Regions from separate parts of the Homo sapiens genome. Here region 1 is linked to region 2. A link is a loop called in an ENCODE intact Hi-C map of the cell type or tissue named here. Cell type or tissue: Calu3. All regions are shown on one strand. Links, peaks and the distances in the headings refer to the core of each region. The heading gives the core; the rest is flanking DNA.

Region 1 (12,941 bases), core at 3,564-7,563, 110 kb after region 2:
TAAATGAAGCCTTTGGTTATAGGTTTCATTATTCATTCATCCAGCAAATACGATAACCTGTTATGTGGCAGGAACTGCTCTAAGCTCTTAGGATACATGAGGGAACAACACAGACAATGACCTTTGCCCTCATGGGGCTTACATTATAGCTAGGGAACCAGACATTAGCCAATACACATACAAATAAATAAATATATTCTGCTTTACATAAGATAAATAATGGAATGAGGCAAAGGAACTTGAAAGTACAGAGGGTCAGTGGAAGCGTAGCTGGGAGGTTATAGTAGTAATGAGGTGGCCAAATCAGATTTTATTGAGAAGGTGAGATAAGGGAGAAAGCCAAATAGGTATTCAGGAAGGAAGATTCCAGCAGAGAGAAAAGCTAGCACAAAGTCCCTAAAAAGAGAGCATGTGTGCCTGGCATTTTTGAGGAAAGCAAGGAGGTCAGAGTTGTTGGAACAGGGCAGCACAGGGAGAGTAACAAGAGAAAATAGACCCAATGGTGTGGCAGCTCAGAGAGGGCCTTATGCCATGGCGAGGACTTGGACTCTCACTCTGAGTGTAAGTGGGGGCCAATGTAGGTTTTGATCAAGGGAGTGACATGACCTGATTTACGTTTTTAAAGCATTATTGCTACTTCTTTGTAGGGACCGTACAGAGGCAAAGACAGAAGCAGCAAGAACCGTTAGGAGGCAATTGCAATCAATATTCCAGGCAATTAATGATGGTAGCTTGAGTGAGCAGTAGCCCTGGTGAGGGCAGGAAATGGTAAGGGTCTGGATGTGTTTTGATGGTTGAGTCTACAGGACTACCTGATAAATTGTTTAACTGTGAGGAGTCAAGGATGACTCCCTGATTTTGGTCCTCTCAACAGAAGGACGGAGTTGCCAAAACTGAGATGAGGAAGGCTGTGGGTACAATAGGTTTGGGGTGAGGGAGTGGGGAAGGTTGGAAGTTTCTCTTTGGATCAGTTGAGGTTGAGATATCTATTGACATCCAAGATGTTGAGTCAACAGCTCCAAGAGAGCCTTCAGAGCCCCCAAGTTATATTTCTGTGTCTCAGATATAGTGGGTCAACTCTTTGTCAGCAGGCTGATGCCCAGCCCAGTTATTCCAGATAAAAGGAGATCACTCTCCTTACTTCTAAAATCAACTAGTTTCTGATTTCTTTCTCAAAAGAAATATCAGTAAACGGAAAAAATAAGCGACTTGGATATTCTTCAAAAGGCATACATATCCCTTATGATAACGTTAGATAGCAGTTTACACAGAATATGTGCAAAGACCTAGTTACTGTTACGAATGTCTTCCCTCTGCTGGGATTACATTCATATGTAGGTATTGACTGACCATCAGAACACCAAAATTTAGGCTGGGTGCTATGGCTCATGCCTGTAATCCCAGCACTTTGGGAGGCTGAGGCAGGAGGATTGCTTGAGACCAGGAGTTTGAGACCAGTCTGGGCAACATAGAGAGACCCCATCTCTACAAAAAATTAAAAAATTAGCCAGGCATGGTGGTGCATGCCTGTGGTCTCAGCTACTCAGCAGGCTGAGGTGAGAGGATTACTTAAGTTTGGGAAGTTGAGGCTACAGTGAGCCATGATCATACCACTGCAGCCTGGGAAACAGGGAGACTCTGTCTCAAAAAAGAAAAAAAAAGAATACCACAGTTTATACCTCAAAGTCTCAATCTTACTTGCTTTTTATATTTGGTTAAATTATTAGGATAGCACATTAAAAGAAAAAAATCAAAAGAAAAATATGTGTAATACTGTCACCCTATTGCAATGACATCTTTTTAATTTGTTTTATTTTCATGTTACTTTCCATTTATTTCCAATTTTATATAAAGGCTTGATTAGGAGACTTTTCAACTATAGGATTCAGAGAGGCCTTTGGGGGAAGTTAGCAGGATCCAAGATGTGAGGATAGAGGTATTTGCAGCTAATAGTGTGAATAAATAGAACTGAATTTCACTGAAACATTATTCTATTTTAATAATTTTCAAAATAGATGGAAGACCTGTTTTCCTGAGTATTATCTCTGCCAGTAATAGCACCTATTAATTACACTTTTGTGTCTGTGCACTTTGGGTGTTTTTGTTTTGTTTTGTTTTTACTATTTGCTCTGTTCACTTTTTTAGTTCTAATTACTTTTTTACCATATACTTTCCACATACTCACACATTCCAATTTCACTCTTGATTTTGTATTTACAACACATACAGATGAAATAAAGCCCACCACTTAAAATAACCTAGGAAATACTGCATCTTGCAATATCCAATTATTCACTTTCCCTACAAATTCTTAATGTCATGCAAATCAATGAAGAACCTCAGAGAAATTTTACCTCCCTCTGTGATTTTTTAAAGTAAACGTTTCTTTGAAGAAAGTGCTAGAACAATAGCAACAGATTACAGACTACCTTTAGATATAGATGGCATTCTTGCAAAGAGATAATTAACAACAAAAAGAAAGAGTGACAAAAAAACAGAACTCTGGAATCTGAAGAGCTCTTTTAGAGGCAAAAATAAGACCCTCTTCAATAAATGCGTATATTAACCTGAGCAAAAACACCAGTAACCTGAAAACTTACCTGATGATGCATCTCTATTAATAAAAATGTTTTAGTTTGTTCCTCCAGGAAATAAACGTATTTATTTATACCAAATGAACAATTGTACTAATATATTGTATATTTTATAAAATATATGCAAAACAGAAATTAAATGTAAGTTAACGTAAATAGCATCCTAATCATTTCATCCCGCACCTCAACAGATCATTTTTCCCCATGGGCCACATTTACCCTATTTAAGAGAACACTGAACATTGCAAGTGAGTGCTGTAAAAAACTTTTCAGCGAATGCAGCCTCTCTGTCTCAGTCTCCATTGTTTTCAGCTCTGGATAGCTGCCCTGTCACACCAAACACAAAACCACAGCGGTTAGCTCTTGTCACAGTGGCCTGAAAGCAACTACCCCAAGTGGTCAGCCTGAGACTGGAGACAGGAAGGCGTCATGTCACTTTAAAAGATTGGAAGGAGATAAATGCCACAGTCCCAACCAGCTCCCATCAAGTTCAGAATATGTCAGGCCTTTTGTAGGGCCCTGAATGATTTGCATTAGTATCCATGTCTGCCAATAGCAATATAAAAATTACCCCTCTTAGAAGCAGCGCTTTGATGTTTGCACAAGGCGTGCTCTTCTCTCCTAGGCAGGCATTCCCTTTCGTCTTCTGCTGGCCACTGGCAATCTTATGACTGCTTACACAGACATCCAGGTGCATTTCACTTGGCTGTTTCCCATCATGGGTTCCTTATATAGAACTTGCTCTCTTTTCTCATGGAGAATGTGTGTGTCTGTTTCTGTCCATATGTACCCATGTGCATTCATGCTGTTTAAAGAAAACTGCTCTAAAAGCTTGGTTGACATCCAAAGAAGGAAATAAATGATTGTGTGTTTATTTTAGACAGATGGACAACCTAGATATTGGTGATGGGATTATTGATTTCCCCTTTATGAGACAAACATACACACCAAGTCGTTGCCAAGACATCTTGTCCCTGGTCATAAGACAGTGTCTTAGTGAATAATTTATTTCGTCCATTTTAATGATTTGGGTGGTTAAATGGTAGAAATGACCTGCTGAACAGAAAATCAGCCAATAGCATCTTCAAAGACCATAAAAGTGAACTGTCATAGATGGTTTGGCTCACTGGTAAAGCAACTAAAGCTCTTCTATGAATGTTCTTAAAGAGAAAGAACCAACCAGGTTATAAACCAGGGTCTTCTTGAATGTGAAGGATAGTAAATGTTGCTTTAAGCAAGTCCCTGCACTATTACCAGGTTTTAACAAAGCAAAGCACATCCTACCTCTTACTACCTGCCATGATATTTGTAATAGTACAAATGAGATATAGGCCTGAAACACATTGCCATTTTAGCAATGACCACTTGTTTTCTATCCCAATAGAATATTTCAAGAAGTTATTACTATTGACAATTTAAATGTTAATAGAATTTTAGTTCAAAGTAATTGACTTTTAAAAAATTTTTAGGTTTCACTTATTCATCCAATAAGCATTTACTGAAGGCCTTCTAGGTATTTCATAGGGGACAAAACCCAGTCTCTATTCTTAAACAGCACTATTGTTATTAAATACAGGTTGATAAGCACTGCCATTCAGGGGGTCCTGGGTGCTAAGGGAGAATGCAGGAGGGCGAAAGGGACACCTAACCCAGTCCAGGCATTGAGAGAAAGCATTTAGAGGGAAGTGAGGTTTAATCTAAGAAAATAGACTAAGTGGGAATTAGCTATAAGAAGAGGATATGTAGAAGACAGTCTGAAAAGGGTAACACGACTTGCAAAGGCCCAGAGACTCAATCTGAGTCCAGAAAGTAAGCAGGTAAGGTTGGATTGTAAAATGAAAATGAACCAGTTAGAGTGGAGAAAGACGAAGCTACTGTGATAAGAAGACTGGGTGATGGAGGATCTTAGAAACAATGTTAGAGTTTGAACTTTATCCTTAGAGTAATGAAGGCATTGAAAGATTTTAAGGAAAAATAATTGTATTTTGGAAAGAGCATTCTGGTGGCCATGTAGAAAAATATCTTCTTAAACTACAGGTCATGATCCATTTGTCAGTTACGAAACCATTGCAATAAATCACAAATAGCTGGATTTTTACAAAATTAAATACATAGGATAGAAAATATCAGCATATACTGCAAAAGAGTATGGGAAATATTGTTTCATGAAGCTTTTGCTTCAGAAGTGTGTGTGTGCCCTAGATCTTGATGTGGAATTTATTTCTTCCTGTGGGTCTCAACAATAAATAAATAAAATTTGAAAGTACAGAGAATAGACTAGAGTTGAATACAAAACTCCAGCAGTTCAAAATTGTAGCCTGAAAACAGCAGTAACAGGGAAATACAACAGAATGGAGGAGTTACTCTAGAGGTAGAAAGAATGAACAGGAATTGGTGATGAAGTAAATGTGGTGAAGAGGTAGAGATCAAAGATGACTCCTAGTAGGATAAATAGGTATATGGTGATGATGCCAGCCCCTAAAAACAGGAGCACAGAGAGGGAAGCATGTTTGCTGAGGAAGATGAAGTTTCACTGCACAAATTGGCTATGGGAAGTATGTTAGTTTCTTATTGCTGCTGTTAAAAATTATCGCAAACTTTGGGGCTTAAAACAATACAAGTTTATTATCTTATAGTTCTGGAGGTTATAAGTCCAAAATAGGTCAACTGGGAATGACTTTTTTTCTTGACTAAAGCCTTTAGCCAGTTCTCAGCTTTTTCCAAATTACAATCAGAGGATCGTTCAAGAAAAAGTAAAGAGGGATTTAAAAAAATGTTTTAAGTTATAAAAATTAAACTCTACTCACTATTTTGGCACATAAGTTTATTCTGGATAGTTGGATACACTGGCATATGCAAAAATGCATTATCTCCTATTTAGTATGAGCACTGTATGCGTATTTAATTCTACACTGTTCATGTTGCAGATCTGTGAGGTTTAATTATCACATATATTCACACTACTTATCCTATTCAGAAACACTGAGAGATAAAATATATAAAGGCACTTACGTATCTGCCTTCAATTCCCTTTGAAGACTAAGAAAATGTTAAATACAATAAACATTGCTTCATAGAACTTTGATGCTTAAACAGAACTTAAGCACCATTTATTCTAATCCCTTTATCTTATGTTTGAGAAACCTGAGCCTTGCTCCAATGACTCACAGCTAATCGATGGCTGTGACGAGAGTAGAAGAGAAAAGGTTTAACTGCTTTTTCAATTCCCTTTAGTTGTTAACCAGAAATGGGCCTAAACATGGCTCCCTTCAAGTAAATAACAAAAAGAAAAAAGAAAAAATTTAAGTTAATGAAAAATTTTTTAAAGTTAAGATTTTCTCAGTATAGTTGATTTATTATTTAATGCATATTCAAGTACACTACAGAAAGCTATATGATATGGTTTGGCTCTGTGTCCCCACTCACATCTCATATTGAATTGTAATCCCCAGGTGTCAAGGGAGGAACCTGGTGGGGGGTGATTGGATTGTGGAGGTGGTTTCCCCCATGCTGGTCTTGTAATACTGAGGGAGTTCTCAGGAGATCTGATGGTTTAAAAATGACAGTTTCCCTGCTCTCTCTCCCTCTCCTGCTACTTTGTGTAGAAGGTGCTTGCTTCCCCTTCACCTTCCACCATAATTCTAAGTTTCCTGAGGTCTCTTTAGCCATGCAGAACTGTGAGCCAATTAAACCTCTTTTCTGTATAAATTACCCAGTCTCAAGCAGTTCTTTATAGCAGTGTGAGAATAGACTAATACACTATAAAACAGTTTACTACATTAATAATATGAATATATATTATGCTGAAGTTCATAATTCTAATAGTACAAATGTCCTGATTGTACATTTCCAGTTATGCACCTCCCTCCATTGCCACCAGACTATCTAAGCTATATGAAACATATAAAATATAAATCTGACCACTTATCCCCTAATTAAAATTCTTCAGTGGATTTCCATTGTCTACGCAGGTCAAAGACTATGCTCCTTCACTTAACCCCGTCCATAGCTTCAGCCTTCTCTCTTGCACTGCCTGTCTCAATCCTTATGCTCTAGCAACAAGAAGCTGGTCGTGGCTTTCATAGATCTTGTCTTTATTGCTTCTGTGCATTTGTTCCCATTCTCCTTTCTGCTTGAGATGTCCTGCCCCCTCTCCCCACCCACCATGCCCCATCACAGCCTCACTCCATTCTACAGGCTCTTGCTTGAGACTCAGCACTCAGATGGCACCTTCAGGAAGCTCTTCCTAACATGTTCCCTCTTTCCTGTCTCCTAGATTAGGTATCCTTCCTCCCTCATTCTGTATTTTTCTTTGCATAATTAGTCATTGCTTTTAAAGAGGTAATTATAAGACATTGTGTTACATGTTTACCTCACCTAACTTACTGTGGATTCCTTGACAGAAGGGCTATTTTACAGCAAGCATTAGTCCTAATATATTGTAAAAGCTTGGTATGAGCTCAATAAATGTTATTGGAATGATTAAATGATTAATGATTAAGTGAGTTAATCATACAAAGTGCACAGAACATCAGTTGGCATACAGAACAGGAAGAATGCCAAGGAGTAAATGAATAACTCTAAGATCTTCCCCAATCCTGCGTTCTTCTGACTAATGAACGCTGTACTTCAATAGGAGTCAGGTGATAAGTGGATGATCAGTAGAATGTGCCAGAGGAATTGGGAAAAATTCTGATTTGGAAAACTCTTAGGAAGAATCTTCAAGTGTGGGCATATCTTACCTTGGCCTTGCAAAGAGTTATAAGAGTGAACTGCAGAAAAATCAAAAAGTCTCACAAAATAGTTTGATGAAAGTTTTTTCAGTATGCAAGGAACATGACATAGTGTTATTGCTTCAAGGCAGCTCTCCTTCCTAAGTTCTTGGCATCCATCAAATCTTTCTTTAGTCTGTAATGGTTTTGTGCCTGGTACATCTACCAGAGGTCAAACTTCTAAATACAATGTATCCCCTTTCAATAGCATGGAGGGCCTAGAGAAACAATTTTATTTCCTTCTTGGCTGTAGTAAAAATTGCTGTTCTCTGTAGGTGGGTTGCATAGCCAATCAATCTCCTATAATAACTTGGGGAGTAGAACTAAAAATTAAACTTTTTAAAGAGAATGGTTTTCTCCTGTCCTATATCATGCCTCTACCCTTACCAGAAATGGGTGATGATAGCATTGGCAATTCAAATACTATATCTAGTTGCAGAATGATTTATGTAGGTCGCCATAGGCAAGCAGCAACTAAACCCAATTCTTTATAGTACTGATAGAATTTTTTCTGTCTTATTGTTGTTATATAGGCATACCTTGGTGATAATTGTAAGTTTGGTTTCAGACCACCTCAGTAAAATGAGTGGTGAGAGAAATTTTTCGACAAAATTTAATACTCTTTTCTTATAAAATTCTCAGCACTGTAGTAGGAGAAAAAACCTCCTAAACCTAGTAACTGGCATCTATAATAACCCTACAATGAATTCAATAACAGTAAAACACTGAATGCTTTAACTCTAGGATGAGCCACAAGGCATGGATGACTGCCATCAACCACTTGTATTCCATCTTATACTAGAAGTTCTAGTCAGTGTTTGATAAGGAAAGAAATAAATAAAATAAAAGGTGTTCAGGTTGGGGAGAAAGAAGTAAAACTGTTTTTATTTGCAGATAACATGATAGTCTACGTAGATATCTAAAGAAATCTACAAAAATATACTAGAACTAATAACTGAGTTTAAAAAGTTTGCAGGATACAAAAGTAATATACAGAAATCAATTGTAGTTCTATATACTAGCAATGAGCAACTGAAAATTGAAATTAAAAATGATACTTCCAATAGCAACAAAAATGTGGCACGCCTATGAATTAAATTAACAAAAGATATTCAATATCTGCACACTGAAAACTACAAAAACATTCCTGAGAGAAATTAAAGAAGACCTAATGAAGATACACTGTATTGATGGGTTGGAAGAGTCAATATTGTTAAAATGTTACAATATTGTTAAAATGATAGGTATGTCTCCTACATACCTATCAGAATAGCTAACATAATAAAAAAAAAAGTGACAATGCCCCATTCTGATAAAGATGTAAAGAAACTGGACCTCTCATACATTGCTGATAAGAATTTAAAAATGTCACAGCCTCTCTGAAAAAGAATTTAGTAGAAGTCATTCAAAACTAAACCTGCACATACCATACAACTCAGAAATTACAATCCTGTGGCTGAGTGTGATGGCTTATGTCTGTAATCCCAGCACTTTGGGAGGCTGAGGTGGGCAGATCATTTGAGGCCAGGAGTTTGAGACTAGCCTGGCCAACATGGTGAAACCACATCTCTGTTAGAAATACAAAAATTAGCCAGCCATGGTGGCATGCACCTGTAGTCCCAGCTACTCAGGAGGCTGAGGCAGGAGAATTGCTTTAACCCAGGAGGTGGAGGTTGCAGTCAGATGAGACTGTGCCACTGTACTCCAGCCTGGACAACAGAGCGAGACTCTGTCTCAACAACAACAACAACAACAACAACAACAAAAAGGTAAAAAAAGGAAAGAAATTACAGTCCTGGGCATTTACTTCAGAGAAACAAGTATGTACATATGTATAAAAACCTGTATGTACACAATTGCTCACAGCAATTTTATTTGTAATGACCAAAAACCATAAACAACCAAAATAACCCTCAATAGATGGATGGTTTAACAAACCGTGGTATATCCAGACCATGGAATGCTACTCAGCAATGAAGAAGAATGAACTATTGATGCATGCAACAACTTGGATGGATCTCAAAAGCATTATGCTAAGTGTAAAAAGCCAGTCTCAAAGGTTATATATAAATGTTATATATATCCACATATAACATAAATCCATATATAACATAAATGTTATATATAATCCACATATAACATTTTTAAAACAAAAATATTATAGAGACGGAAAACAGATGAGTGGTTGCCAGAGGCTAGGAACGATGGAGAGGAAGGTGGGTAAGAGCATAAAAGAGTAGCACAAGGGAGATCTTTGTGGTGATGAGCAGTCTTGTATTTTGTCTGTGATAGTGGTTACACAAACCTACATTTGATAAAAAGGCATAGAACTGCACACACACATTGAACAAATAAATACCTTTGAGTAAACAGACTGAAGGGCATCTGTATTTCTTTGTACCATCTTTGCAACTTCCTGTAAACCAATAATTATTTCAAACTAAAATTTAAAAAAGGTGTCAATTTTCCCCAAAGTGGTGTATAGATTCCATAGGATCCCGTTCAAGTCCCAGTAGATATTTTTGCAGAAATTGTCAAGATGATTCTAACATTTATATGAAAATTCAAAGGACCTAGGATAGCCAATACAACTATGAAAAAGATAAAATTGGAGGACTTATCCTACTACCTGACTTTAAAAATTATTTTAAAGCTATGAAAATCAAGATGAAGTAGCATTGCTGAAATGGTAGGCAAATAGATCATTGAAACAGCGTCCAGACGTAAAGCCACATATATAGTCAATTGATTGTGGGTTTTTTGTTGTTGTTGTTGTTTTTTGAGATGGAGTCTCACTCTGTCACCCAAGCTGGAGTGCAGTCTGAAATCTCGGCTCGCTGCCACCTGCACCTCCTGGGTTCAAGTGATTCTCCTGCCTCAGCCTTCTGAGTAGCTGGGATTACAGATGACCGGCACAACGCCGAGCTAATTTTTGCATTTTTTAGAAGAAACGGGTTTCAACATGCTGGCCAGGCTGGTCTCGGACTCCTGACTTCAAGTGATCCACCTGCCTTGACCTCCCAAAGTACTGGGATTACAGGTGTGAGCCACCGTGCCCAGTCATCAATTGATTTTTGACAAAAGTGAAAGGGTAATTCAATGGAGAAAGAATAGTTTTTCCTGTAAATTCTGCTGGAATAGCTGGTTATTCCTATGCAAAACAGTGAACTTAGATTCACAACTTATGGCATATACAAAAATTAACTCAAAGTGGATTATATACCTACATGTAAAACTAAAACTGTAAATTCCCTATAAGAAGAAAAAGAGAAAAATTATTGTGCCCTTGGGTAAGGCAAATATTTCTTAGATATTATACCAAAGGCACAAATCATAAAAATTTGATGATTTGAACTTGATAAAAATGAAAAACTATTACTATGTGACAAACACTATTAAGAGAATGAAAAGACAAGCCATAGTCTGAGAGAAAATATTTGCAAGTAAAATATCTGTTAATGGTCTTGTATTCAGAACATGTAAAGAACTCTTAAAACTCAATTTTTAAAAAAAGGATGGAAAAAAGACTTGAGCAAAATTTTACCACAAAAGATACATGGATGGTAAATAAGCACATGAAATATATTCAATATTATTTATTAGTTGGGAATTACAAATTAAAATCATGGTGAGATAAGATTGCACATCTATCAGAATGGTTACAATATTAAATAACTGTTCATATCATGTGCTTGCAAGGATGTGGAAGAACTAGAATGTGGTTGGTGGAAGCATGAAAGAGTACAGCCACTTTGGAAGAAAATTGGCAGTTTTACTCCAAGTTAAACATATACCTACCATATGTTCCAGTCATTTCACTCTCAGGTACTTAGCCAAGAGAAATGAAAACATATATCTGGACAAAAACTTGTACATGAATATGTCCATAGCAGTTTTATTTAACAAACTGAAAATGATCCAGGCATTTTTCAACAGGTGAGTGAATAAACAAATTGTGGCTTATTCATACATTGGAATACTTTTTAGCAATACATAAAGAATGAACGATTGATGCACACACAACATGGAGGAATCGCAAAAGAATTATGCTAAGCACAAGGAGCCAGACAAAATATAGTATATGTGGTAGGATTCCATTTATAGAAAAGTCTAGAAAATGCGAATAGATCTATAGTGACAGAGAGTAGATCAGTGTTAGCCTGGGAGGGGTGGGGCTGGGGAAGGCTTGGAAGATGGTATTACAAAGGGACATGAGAAAACTCAGGTGGTTGATGGTTATGTTCATGCTCTCGATGGTTGCAATGGTTTCAGGGGTGTATGTGTAAGTAAAAGTTTATCAAATTGTGCATTTTAAATATGTACAGTATATTTTATGTTAAGTATGCCTCAATAAAGCTGTAAAAAAAAAAAAAGTGCGTAATGGCAAATGGACCAAAAAGACCATATAAAAACAGACCTTGTTTTGTAAAGGCAGACGTTGCAAGTTTCACAAAAGGCACCTGCATCTCTCCTATTGCCTCCTGCTTCTCTTCCCTGTGGTGGAGGAAGGGTCCGTCCTTCCCTCCTGTGCTCTGGGTCCCATCCCTTTGACCTTCTTTGAAACTTTGACCTTTAGTCTTCACCCTCCTCCTGTCACCATTCTTTTACTCTCCTTTGCCTACTCCCGTGGGGACACAAATGTGCTCTTGGTATCTTTCTTTCTTTTTCCTTTTTCTTTTCTTTCTTTTTTTTTTTTTTTTTTTTGACAGAGTCTTTGTCTGTCACCCAGGCTGGAATGCAGTGGCGTGGATCATGGCTTACTGCAGCCTTGACCTCCTGGGCTCAAGCAATCCTCTCACCCCAGCACCTGACCCCAAGTAGCTGGGGCAATAGGTGTATGCCACCACACCCTGCTAATTTTTGTATTTTTTATAAAGACAAGGTTGCACCATGTTACCAAGGCTGGTCTTCAACTCCTGGGCTCAAGTGATCTACCCACCTCACCTTGCCAAAGTGCTGGGACTACAGGCATGAGCCACCACACCTGGCCTGTTATCTTTCATTTTAAAACCAAAATAAAACTCTTCTTTATCTAAACATACTCCCCTAGGTACTGCTGTCTATACACACCCCCTCAACAAATATACACACATACATGCACATACTGAGTTCCCCAAATCTGATTACAACACTTTTTGTAATTTCTCCCAACTTTGTGAATTTGCACATAGCATGTCTGCTACACTATTTATTAAACTAATGAATTGTGATAAAAGTGAATATAAAGTAGATACTCTGTTAACACACAGTTGATATGTATTAACAAATAGATCAAATAGATCTAGTTTTGAATTCTGGTTCTGGCAGAATTCAACAGTCACGGTATTAAGTGTGACTCTGAGTAGGTTATTAAACTCCTTTAAGAGGGTTTGCTACTTGTAGATGCATTTATGATACCCATTTAATGTATTTCAAGACTTGGTGTTAGAATTAAGTGAAATCATGTTGTTCTGTGTGCCAGCATCCTGCCAGGAAGACATTAGACTCGGTGGATAGCCAGCTGCTGCACTTCTGCCTGCCTGGGCACCAGAGGCTCAATCTTCCTCCACTTTCTCTCTTCACTTCTTCCAATGGG
Region 2 (12,941 bases), core at 3,508-7,507:
GTTACTTATTCTGAACCAAAGATTTCCCATTGTACAAAAGGGATAAGAAATCTTAGTTCACTGGGTTCTCATGAGGCTTGAGTAGGATAATTCATATAAAAGGACTTCCTGATCCACAAAATGCTTCAGAAAGTAAAGTATATTATGATTATTCATATCTTAGATGGTTGAAGAGTTAAGGGACAAAGAAGCTCCTTAATTCCTTGAAAACAGTGCAAGGAGATAATGCTGAAGGCCAGTATAGACCCAGCTCTCCTCTTTTAGGTCTGTGTTATTGATCAACCACTGGACAGATGGCATTGTATTAAGTGGGCTTGCTCTGAATCTTACTGATGGCACTTTTTCTATTTTGCTCTTTGCCCTCGCTGGCCACATAAGACAGAACTACTCAACTTTTGTCATCCCTTTGGACATCTTGGTCTTTTTTTAGGAAAAAAGCCTTTCTCCTTAAGGAACTGAAATGCATTTATTGATATGGAAATTATGTGTCTTGTTGGAAAAAAGTCTATTCTCAGAGAATGTCTCACAAAGAAAACACTGAATCAGATGGTACTATTCCTGCAGATTCATTCATGAAAAACAGCTGCCCCTCTAATAGGCAGTGAGGATGAGGGTCCTCAGGGTATTCATTCGTGGTTGTAGGGAAGCTAATGTCACTTAACTTAAGCTGGAAGGTATTTTATGTACACAGTTAACATGTTTCTTGGTTGTTTTTTGTTTTTTTTTTTGAGATGGAGTCTCGCTCTGCCGCCCAGGCTAGAGTGCAGTGGCACAATCTTGGCTCACTGCAACCTCTACCTCCCAGGTTCAAGCAATTCTCTTGCCTCAGCATCCCAGGTAACTAGGATTACAGGCATACACCACCACGCCTGGATAATTTTTATATTTTTAATAGAGATGGAGTTTCACCATGTTGGCCAAGCTAGTCTCAAACTCTTGACCAAGTGATCCACCTGCCTTGGCCTCCCAACCTTTCTTGTTTTGAAAATGAGAAAACTGAGGCCTGGAGCATGTTAAATCTCCCACCAGAAAAAAATATCCAGTTTTATGTCTTGCCATATTTCAGGTTTTATTTCATGTTTAGCCATACAACATTGTTTTCCTTTTAGTCTTTGTAGTGTTCTTTGCACATTTTTATGTCTGATCCTTTGCACATGTTATCCCCATGTCTTAAACAGTCTATCTCCCCTACCATTCATGTGACTGCATCCTGCTCTATACTGATTAATATTAATAGTACTTCAAATTTTTCCATCTCTCTATGTCTCATTCACCAGATTGTAAGTCTAAAGGGAAGGACCATTTTACCATTGTATATTATTGTATTCCTTATTCCCTGTCAAGCACCTGGCTCATTTTACATGTTCAATAAGTATTTATAGAATGGAAAAATAAATAAAACTATGCCACTATTTTTATCTTTAAGATTTTAATTTCCTAGTGACATTTTTATAGTCTGCAAGGGCCTAAGATCCTTAAGCCCTTGGTGTCAAGATAAAACAATGAGGATTCCCTATTTCAATCTAAGCGAAGACCCAGTCATAAGCAAAACTGCTTTTCTTGTTCAGCTAAGTAACACCTCAAAGATATAATAAAAAATGGAAGAGATTATGGAAAATGTTGGATTCCTATGGGGAGCTGGTTGCTTATGAGAAGACTTGTCTTTGGGAATAGCTCTAGCTACACGAAGGAAATTGAAACCCTCACAGTGGAATAGCTTACTGGTAAAAGTGACTCTCTATGTGTGGACTAATTATCAGTTGAGGAAGATGAACTGAAGAAGAAAATTCTTACCTTGAGGGTTTTGGGCATAGGGCTGGGCATTGGTTCAGTTCACCTTGGAAGCCTCCTTTTTATTTGAGGGCACAGCGCTAGGTAGCAGGCAGCCACGTATAATTGTTTTTAATACTTCTGTTCCCCTGACTTGAGTTGGAATGCTCCCAAGGGCAAGGACTTGTCTCAGTCATCTCTGGACCCTTCAGAACTTGCACAGAGCCTGGCATAGAACAAGCTGTCAATAAATGCTTTTGAATGAATTATTGAATAAATGGGAGGTAGACACACCAAATAGTTCAGATGTTTTGGTGTTTGCATGTCCATATGTATACTCTGATGACTCAACGCTATAGACAGAATGGCCGGCTACTTGCAAATGGCAGCCTGGGCAGTGAGTCCTTTGTCTAGCATTCAACAGTGGGGAGGCAATCCAGAGTGTCTAGTAAGGTGCTCTAATAAGGCCTGAGCCCCAATGTTGCTTATTAACTGTGTGACCTAAGGCAAGTTGTCTAGCAAACTTGGCCCCTAGTATCTCCATCATTTGGAAGAGCCTATAATATTATTTACATCTTTGAGTGGTTGTAAGAAATAACTGAATTTACACATGTAAAATGCTTAGCACTGTACTGGTGCATAATAAGAACACAAGAAATGTTGGTGCAAAAGTAATTACTGTTTTGGACCATGAATTTTAAATCATTATAATGAGGCTCAAGCACATCTTTATTAATCAAAATAGGAACCATTACAATCAACACATTTTTGCCTACAAGAAATAAGTTTGTTTATTCCTGTAGCCTAAAAATTCATGCCTCCAGATTCGGCAAACTCTTGGAAAGCATTTTCTGTATCCTGCTGGTTGTGGAAGTGTTTTTGCTGCAAAAAGTTGTCAAGATGCTTGAAGAAGTGGTAGTTGGTTGGCGAGAGGTCAGATGAATATGGCAGGTGAGGCAAAACTGCATAGCCCAATTTGTACAACTTTTGAAGCATTGGTTGTGTGACATGTGGTCAGACATTGTTGAGAGAAGAATTGGCCCTTTTCTGTTGAGCAATGCCGGCTGCAGGCATTGCAGTTTTTGATGCATCTTATCGATTTGCTGAGCATACTTCTCAGATGTAATGGTTTTGCTGGGATTCAGAAAGCTGTAGCGGATCAGACTGGCAGCAGCCCACCAAACAGTGACCGTGACTTTTTTTTGGTGCAAGTTTGGCTTTGGGAAGTGCTTTGGAACTTCCTCTCGATCCAACCACTGAGCTGGTTGTCACCAGTTGTCATATAAAATTCACTTTTCATCACACATCACAATCTGATTGAGAAATGATTCATTGTTGTTACATAGAATAAGAGAAGACGACCCTTCAAAACGACGATTTTTTAATTTTCACTCAGCTCATGAGTCACCCACTTATCAAGCTTTTTCACCTTTCCGATTTGCTTCAAATGCCAAATGACTATAGAATGGTCGGCGTTGTGTTCTTCAGCAACTTCTCCTGTAGTTTTAAGAGGATCAGCTTCGATAAATACTCTCAGCTGGTCATTGTCAACTTTTGATGGCTGGCCACTCTGCTTCGTATCCTCAAGGCTCTCCTCTCCTTTGCAAAACTTCTCGAATACCACTCCACTGTACATTCGTTAGCAATTCCTGGGCCAAATGCGTCGTTGGTTTTGCGAATTGTTTCCGCTGCTTTACACTAATTTTGAACTCAAATAAGAAAATCACTTGAATTTGTTTTTGGTCTAACATCATTTCCATAGTCTAAAATAAATATAAAATAAACAGCAAGTAGTATGTCATTAGCAAAAACTAATAACAATAAAATAAAATAAAATAAAGTGAGAAATGTGCATTAAAATGATGTATAATACAACCACATTTATTTAAGAATGTATTCCAGTATCAAATGGCAAATTCCAACAATGCAAAAACCACAATTATGTTTGCACCAACCTAATAGCAGCAAATGTTAACAACATCCAACATTTTTTGAGCACTACTATATCTGTGTGTTTATGTATGTAAGTATGGATGTATATGTATGTATGTATGCATGTGTGTGTTCTCATATCCTCAAAGCAGGCCTGAGAGAAAAGTATTACTAATATTCATGTTTATAGATGAATAAAGTAACACAGAAATGTTCAATTACCTGTCCAAGTTCATATAAACTGTAAGCGACAGAGCAAATATCTGAACCTCTGAGTTTACCATTGTGATCTCTTTGTTTTCTATTGCTTCTTTGCTAGTATTACTGTTTTAAAAAGGAGTGGAAAGTCTATGGTCAGAAGTACTAATTGCATTAGGTTCTGTATAAGGCAGTTTAGTAACCTAGCCATATTGCCACACAAAACTTTTCCCACTCTAGTGTGACTTTTAGCACCTATCTTTATATAATCTAGATAGCTTAGAAGTTCTCTGTTTAATTATTACAGCTATTTCAGCAAGCCACTGAATTGAAAGGGAATAAAGCCACTAAAAGATATAAAGCTGTCTTTGGCTCAGATTTACCTCACTGGTTACAATCTCAGCATGACCATAGGTGATGTTATGCTGCTATGTTTATGGTGCTCACTTTGCGTAAATTTTATCAAAACATACTTCTCTTAGTGGAAACCAATCTGTATGCAGGAATACCTTTTGAGTTAGGAAAAGTTTGCATTAATGAAATATTGAGAAAGAGAAAGGAAAAAAGAAATGGTTGGGGAAGTTGTATTTCACTGAGGGAAAACACATGTTTATTTTTAACACACCCAATATTAGCATTGGTTAGTGCTGTGGAATCCATCTATTTCTGTTTCTTCTGAAAGTGACCTCCCATTGGAGTCAGTCACTTTATCCCTAGACATAAGGATTCTCACTTAGTCAAATGGAAACAAGAATTATCAGCAGAGAACATTTACCATGTGTGTGAAGTGGGTAAACAGCTGGTCAGTCTCCAACTAGGGCTTTTGTTTCCCTTTTAGAGCTGAAACCACAGGAAGAGGCCAATATGGACTTCTCTACTACTTTATTTCCCCTGAGCCTGGTCAGCTTCTTCCAAGGAGATTACTGGGAGGAAGCTTCTAGGATTTCTGGGTATGTGAAGTTGGGGATTGAGTGGGGAGGGAGGAAAGGAAGAAAGGGCAGAGAAGTTCAAAATGTGACAGTGCGAGTACCTTTGAGGGTAGCTATTCTTAACACAAGTGTCCACATCAGGCAGTATAGATTCAAGGACCATGGCTGGGCAGAAACTGTGGGCTTGGTGAAGGATGCACAGGAGGAGTGTGAGGCTAATACTAACCACAGTATTGATCAGATTGAACTTAAATCATTTTGCTAGTTATACATCAACACATCTGCCAGATGCAGCCTCACAGCCCCTGCAAGCGGGGTCCTTATGCATCAAAGCTCTTAACAGAGATATAGATGAATACTTCCTCTAAGACAACTCTGAGAAAACTGTGGCAAGGGAAGGAGGCAATCGCAGAGAAAATGCTAAATATCTTTCTTTAGGCAGCCAGCAGGAACTCTGGAGCTCTTGATCTGTCCAATGAAAGCTCTAATGTGGCACTTCTGCCCAGAGGCCTCAGCACACGTGGGTCATCATAGCCTTGAGAATAGATGTGACTGTGCCATAGGAGAATAAAAAAAGCTAAATTCAAAAGAATGTCATCAAACCAGTTTGATGAATAATGTTTGCCTATTGCTTGTATGCTTTTGAAAGAAGCATAAAATCAAAGGCCAAATTGTTAGGACAGTACACAAAGCAGGTAGCTGGTTAGCGTGGCTTTCACGTAATTCCAAAGCTAAGCTCCTATGTAAAAAGAACAAGTAGGCTGTTGAAAAGACTTTCGCAATTTATTCAGAAAGGATCTCATGTTCTAAGGCAACGACCACATTTTCCTTGTTAGAGGTGAGCAAATACCCAAGTTCATGGCCATGAGATCAAATGTAATTAATAAAATGTTAACCCACTTCTGACATTAAATCCCCAGATATTGAGTGTGAGAAGGAAGTAAAAAAGCCACTTCACTGAGAGGCTGTGGCTTATAAAACCAAGAAGAAAAACCACCAGCATTTTTGCTTTTTGCTTTAAATTTCTATAACAATGAATAGTCTATAATTTTTATGGAAGCTGACAGTTTTGAGTATCACAAAGTTAAAAAGAACGAGTATTAGTATTCTCATTTGTAGGTGAAAAAACTGGGACTCAGGCTCAAATTCTCAGAATGAGTGCTACATCTCCTTTTATCCCCTCATATCAAGGCACATCCTATCATGTTATGATTGCTTCAAACTCTGCTTAATATGGGAAGAAGCAGACAGGATCTGCCTAAATTACATCCAGGCTGTCTCCTGGTAGGCTCCCAGATCGTTTGCTGTTATCCTAAAAAGGAGAGGCACAGGTAGTCATAATTCTGGTTTGATGACATGCAGAGGATTGATGATTATACAATAACTAAGAAATGAGCAACGACTGGCACTGTGTTAAGAACTTTCTGTGCATTACCTTCATAATAATCCATGAAATTGGCATTATCATAATACTTTTTACAGATGAGGGCACTGAGGCACAGATGTGAAGTAACTTGCTCAAGGTTAGACGGTAAGTTCAAACCCATCCAGGTCCATACTGGTGGGCCTTAATAGTTAATACTTTGTCATTAACTTTGTTGTCAATGCCATTCCTATGCATTTGAATGCATTTAGAGGAGCAATTCATATAGTAGATAGTAGCACAGACTCAGAACCAGGAGGCCTGGGTTCTAGTCCCAATTCTGCTACTGATTAGTATGGTATCCAGATCTCATGTTCCTTATCTGAAAAAATAAACCTTTATGCTACATAGTTTCTATACGTTCCTGAAAATCTAATGGGGTATATTCGATTAAAGTTTCTGCCTAGTTACTCAAGGGTCTTCATTTTCTAACTAAGGTTTGAAAATATTCTCCTGGCTTCTGTAATTCTGCAAGGCTGTTTTAGTTGCTTTTGAAAAACTAAATTTCTAAGAACTATTTTATTGAGTGCTTGAGCCTTTCAGAGCTCCTAAAAAGGTTCGTAACTCATCTTCTCACATTGCTGCTTGTGTTGACCTTGGCATCCACTGTCCACAAACTCCTCAAGGCCATCCTGAAAGGTGAGTGGGAGGTGGCAGATCATTGTAGCAGGCACTGAGAGAGCCACCACCAAACACCTTCCCTTTGGTTGCTTTCAGCAGCTTAAAAATCACTTTCACAGACTGTAGGGATTCATTTATTCCTCACAACACACTTTGAGGTAGGCGCTAGCATTCTCATTTTATAGATAAAGAAATTAAAGCCCAGACAACCATCTATCTTGTCTAAGCTCCAAACATTTATAAATAAAGACCTGAGTTCTAGCCTACATCTCCTGCCTCTAAAGCTAAATATATTTCCATTGCTTCTTTTAAGGAAGGCTGCATAGGAATTGGCAGGGCCCTATAGTGGCAGGTTTGACTGCTCCACTCTTTATCATCCATGTGTTTTGGGTAAGCCAACTAATTTCTATGCCTCTCTTCTGTGAAATAGATTAATAGTACTTGCCTTGAAAAATTATGGCAAGGCTCAATGACACATCCAGAATTACCTAGCTGAGTGTACCTAGCACAAAATAGATGCTCAAAGTCATCATTATTTTCACTTCTCTATGTTTGAAAAACTACATTTTCTTTTACTTCTAAGGAGTTTGCAGTTTTGTTGTTGTAATCTACTTACTACACAAATGAAGAATCTTAAAGATCTCCTATAGAAATAATTTTCTTGTCAGTAAACAGTAAAGAAGAGGATAAATTAGAAAAGTGAAAAATTTGTCAGTCGATACATCAGAATAATCTGGAGCCACAGAGTTAAGGCTTTCTTGCTATTTTTATGCCTCTTTATTCTTTTAGCTTCTAAATCTCATTTCCATTTGTTAAACTCAGATTTAAAAAGTTAACTCACAAATGATATGATGTAGTTGTCAGGCTGTTCCCTTAGGCATGATGCTCAGAAAACCAAACTCGAATGGAAACTCAAGCAATGTAAAATCTCTATTTAGCATACACAACTGTGTCCATGGTGAAACATTCTCCACTTACACTGTAATAATAAAAAGACTGGTACCCTAAAAGAATAAATAAGTCTCCAAGCTAGAATTTTCAATTTTTCATATTTTTATTCATGTGCATTTATTTTAAAACAGAAAATTTTATTTTGACCACCATCATCATTTTTCTGTTCCAGACATTGGATTCCCTGCTGGTTTCCCCACCTGATTATTGAAATTGATTTCTGGAGTTCAGGAAAAAGCAAGTCATCATATATCAACCTATTATGTGTGTTAGGCTGTTTGCATTATCACATTTAATCCATTTGACGCTGTGAAGGAGCAGGTAGTGTTATCTGACTCAAGTCTGTCCTTCAATTAATCTCACCACCTCCAGGATTCCTTTATGCTCTTTGTCAAGAACTCTGGTAGAGCAAAGAAAATGGGGATAGTTTGTCACGTTCAAAAATCGTATTGACCAAGACTATCCTCTCTCTCTCTCTCTTTTTTTTGAGACAGAGTCTCACTCTGTCACCAGGCTGGAGTGCAGTGGTGTAATCTCAGCTCACTGCAACCTCCGCCTCCTGGGTTCAAGTGATTCTCCTGCCTCAGCCTTCCGAGTAGCTGGGACTACAGGTGCATGCCACCATGCCCAGCTAATTTTTGTATTTTTAGTAGAATCAGGGTTTCACCATGTTGGCCAGGATGGTCTCGATCTCCTGACCTCGTGATCTGCCCGCCTTGGCCTCCCAAAGTGCTGGGACTACAGGCATGAGCCACTGTGCCTGGCTGATAATCCTCTTTTAAGAAGAAGGGGTATATATTTACCTAGGGAATTCCCTAGAGGAGAAGAGGCAGAAAGGCATAAAAGGAGTATAGTAAACTGAAATCAAGACATCTAAATCTAAGACCTGGCTCCATTACTGTACCCCTTTGGAACTTTGGGTAAATTCTTAATTCTTTCTGGGTCTCAATTTTCTCTTTTAATAAAACAAAGATTTGGAGTAATAAAACTCTAAATTCCTTTCCAGCCCTAGGACCTTATGGTCTACAGTGAGACTTCTTATATGATTCTAGTTAGGGTAAAACAATTCAGGATTAATAATAGTTATGTTAAGTACCCTAGGTTTTTAAGAGCTCAGTTTTGATTATGTATAATAATGAGTTTGACAAAAAAAAAAAGTTGAGTAAAGATGGATGGCTGAAACCCTCATTTAGCCTCTCTCTAGGCAGGGGAATGAATAGTTTGCAAGGGAAAGTTTATTTTCTGGCATTGTGCCAGAAGAAAACAGGATAGGCCTAATAATAGTCTAAAAGATGCAAGCACTTTGAGATTCTTGCTTCCATACCATAGTCAGATTCTCAGGGTCTCAGTAGACATAGCCTTGGAGTTGGGCAGGGAGTCTTAAAGCAGCGATCATCACCTAGGTTTAAGCTGAGATTCTTACTTTACAACGTGCCTTCTGCCCAATGACTAATGAATGACACAGACAGTTATGGGTACTGGGAGGTGGGAATAATCACTTAAGGGTGGCAGTGTTGGAGAAAAGTATAAGGAGGTGACTGGGAGACTGGACCTTCTTTGAAGGTTGGGTATGATCTAGAGAAATAGAGAATAGTTGGGGTCTAAGAGCACAGAAAGAGATGGAATATATAGTATAGCTGAGGAAAAATAAATGGGGCAGCTTAACACAAGCAACTCTGACATAGAAGTCTTCTGAATCAAAAGCAGAATTTTGAGGCACTCAAGAAAGAGGGGTATTAACTATATCGGTTATAAACTTTTTAAAAAAGTGATTTTACAGAGACTAATCTGGAGCGGGTAGTTTTGATATCTTCATAAGGATGACCTTGCCTTGACTCATTCTTTTAAACATTTTTTTTTATTTTTTATTTTTTTGAGACAGAGTCTCGCTCTTTCGCCCAGGCTGGACTGCAGTGGCGCTATCTCGGCTCACTGCAAGCTCCGCCTCCCGGGTTCACGCCATTCTCCTGCCTCAGCCTCCTGAGTAGCTGGGACTACAGGCGCCTGCTACCACGCCTGGCTAATTTTTTTTGCATTTTTAGTAGAGACGGGGTTTCACCGTGTTAGCCAGGATGGTCTCGATCTCCTGACCTCGTGATCCGCCCGCCTCAGCCTCCCAAAGTGCTGGGATTACAGGCGTGAGCCACCGCGTCCGGCCGCCTTGACTCATTCTTTAGCATTATTGTCCTTATAGAAAGTAATGCTATTAAAAATTTCATGTGTACATTGAGTCTTGAATTTCTTTTGGCACCTGCTGTCTCCATTGATTCAACGCAAGGAAGCTGTGTTCTCTTCCTTGAGCTTTATGAGTTTAAAGTACAGCCCATCCTATTGAGTGAGTTCTATGGGGCCATTGTCAAATCTAAAAGTGCTTTACAATGCTCCTGAGTAGATGGCATCCCACTGGGGTCATATCGTTCACTAATTGAAGGTAACGTTCTTGGATGATAGCAAAAACCGTATATAGCTCTAATAGCTGCTCTACAGATAAGCCCAAGTGCTATACCAAGCCAACCCCAATCTGTTTATATAAACCAACTATAAAATAATTTGCATGCAAAATATTATTTTACAAACTCCAATATCACAGGAGTAAACTATCTATTGAAAAGGCTGTAAATATTTGCATAAATGTTGCATAAACATGATGGGCTTTAGTTTGGAGTCTTTGTTAACATAAACATTTTTAGAATTATCTTAACCTAATTTATTTTAGCTCTAGACCAATTAATATTTATTCATAACCTATGTCTTTGGTAACTTGCCTAACTAAAAAGAGCCTCTGACATTTCTTTCCCCTGGTATAATTAAAAATTAAAATTTGTCATCGGTAACTTATAGAAAACTTTTTTCACGCTTATTTTTATCTTTTATAAATTAGTATCTTGGAGCTCAAAATTGCTCTTTGGAGTAAAAACTCTCTGTCTAGTTATTTAAAGAATCTATAAAATCCTTCCTTCCTTCCTTCCTCTTCCTTCCCTTCTTCCTTCCTTCCTTCCTTCCTTCTAGCAACTACAACATCATTTAGCATGTATATACATTTTAGTAAGCAAAGCATGGGGAATCAGAGGCAAATTATCCCCAAATCTCTGCCTTCTAGGAATACAAAGCCTAAGAGAACTAGATCTAAATAAAAACTGTAGGCTACATGTAGATTGAGTTGTCCTGCTTATTGAGATTAAAATGAGATTTATTTCAACCCTAACCTGTAAGCTGTAGTAGCCTTGAATCCCTCCCAATCTTTCCAAAAGTACTTTTGAGAGGGAGGATGGAGGGAGGGAATAAGTGGTGATTGGTATGATATTTACATGCCCCTTAACATTTCTTGCTGCATATGCTGTTCCTCAAATGCTGTTTCTGCACCATATTGTCCAAGATGTGAAACACAGTCTCTTTACCCCTGAGAACTTCACTCACACAAGACATTTGCTTGTGTGGTAGACTTTGCTGAAAGCTTGAGATGATGGAGGGGTTTCACACAGCCCATTATTTGCCCCCTCCCTTGATACACATCCTTTTCTACATTGTCCACGTCTCCACCCTATTAACACAGAAGAGAGAAGCTGAAGAGGATTTTGGAAAGTAAGGGATGAGACAAAGCATGAAAGATGACCAGGTGCTACCCAAGTTGTGGGACACTTTGCTGAAGAGAGGGATCCCTGTCCTCGTGTGATAGGCAGAACCTTCATCTTTCTTCTTCGTGCTCTCCTGTCCATGGACTCTTCGGTGTCTGCTTAGCATGAGCCACCAACTCCCATCTCACATTTCAGTGGCACTGAAGAATTGCAGAAACTTTGAAATTTTCTTTCTCTTCTTTCGCTTCTCTGGCATAAAGGAAAGTAAGCACTATACAGATTAATTGATATTGAATTAGGCCATTTCTTTTAGAAGAAAAGAGTGACTGTTTTAAATGTTATTTCTTCTCCCTTTACAATTGCAACACATTTCTATCTAGTCCCATCCTACAGCCAAGTGTTAATATGTTCTCATTCAGTGGATGATGGATTCTTTACTTTTCATCTTAAAATTAAATAGCTATGTTCTATACCAGAGAAGTGTTCACTGGCTACTAGATAATTCACTCCCAAATGAAAAATAAATGACATTAAATACATAATTCTGTCACTACTAGAGCACTGTATTATTTTGTTGTCATAGTCAATAGATACTTGTTCACCTTTTGGCAGCAGTGAAGGTAATTTTAAACTATAGAAAGGAAAAAGTTCCAGTTATACAGGAATTAATATTCTAAAAGAAATGTGTTTTCTGAATTTAATCTTTTAGATCAAAATGATAGAATTGTAAAGTCAAAAGGAGAAAAATTGAGGATTGGCTGGTTTGTATTATCATCAGTTCTCAAATGTTTATAAGGGCCATCTAAGAGTGAAACGACAATGGAAACACGTAAGTCATTTCCTAATCTTATTTTAACCTTCAGGTTCAAACTTTTTATAGAATAGATGAAATGATAGGTACTTCATTGATAATCTTTTCACATAATCCTGTTTATCCCATAAGTGGAAATACTTCTCAAGAGTGAAATAGCCAAATGGAGGAAAAGGTCTTGGATAGTAGCACATTTTAATGTCTTGTTTAAAATTGTCATTCCAAATTATGATAGTTTGTTTCCAAAGATGGCCACCATCAGTGTCTTGTTTCCCTGCACATATGCACAATTGCCAAATCAAGAGGTGAAGTCTAATTTCCCTCCCCTGTTATCTGGACATCTGGACTGATCTTCAGTTTTTGTTTGACCAATACAATCAAGCAGAAATGATATTACAGCACTCCCAAGCCTAGGTCATAAGAAACCTTGCACCTTTCCCCTGGGCCACATGGAACATTCCTCTTGGGATGCTCTTGAAACACTTCAGTCATACTGTGAGAAATTCAAGTCACATCCAAAGACCACATATAGAAGCTTCAGGAGACAGTCTCAGCAGAACTTCCAATCAATAACTGGCCATATGGTATAGCTATCTTGACCATAAAACTCATTTGGGCCTTCAAATGGTTCCAACCCCAGCCACCATCTGTTAGCACCTACTTGGGAGACTCTGAGCAAGAACGACTCAGCTCAACCCAGTTAACCTAACAGAACTTTAAGAGATAATAAT

What was found. Peaks named below come from ENCODE experiments on the same cell type or tissue, not always from the same donor. Only the 100,000 strongest peaks of a DNase experiment are listed, where the experiment ranks them.
Region 1: a loop joins it to region 2, with 4 times the contacts of the local background. A loop is called at or near these places in 1 of 110 quality-filtered maps.

The regions. Positions count from the first base shown.
Region 1 is chr1:168,794,337-168,807,277 of GRCh38, reverse strand. No RefSeq gene overlaps it. Among named protein-coding and RNA genes, the nearest start is that of LINC00626, 14 kb to the right of the region's middle. In Calu3, for the core only: no CTCF peak of the experiment used is centred there; a DNase peak (open chromatin) is centred at 5,767.
Region 2 is chr1:168,899,768-168,912,708 of GRCh38, reverse strand. It overlaps LINC00970 (long intergenic non-protein coding RNA 970), which reads left to right. Exons shown (of 5, transcript NR_104091.1): 4 at 4,739-4,850; 5 at 7,997-8,804. Among named protein-coding and RNA genes, the nearest start is that of LINC00626, 120 kb to the right of the region's middle. In Calu3, for the core only: no CTCF peak of the experiment used is centred there; a DNase peak (open chromatin) is centred at 5,428.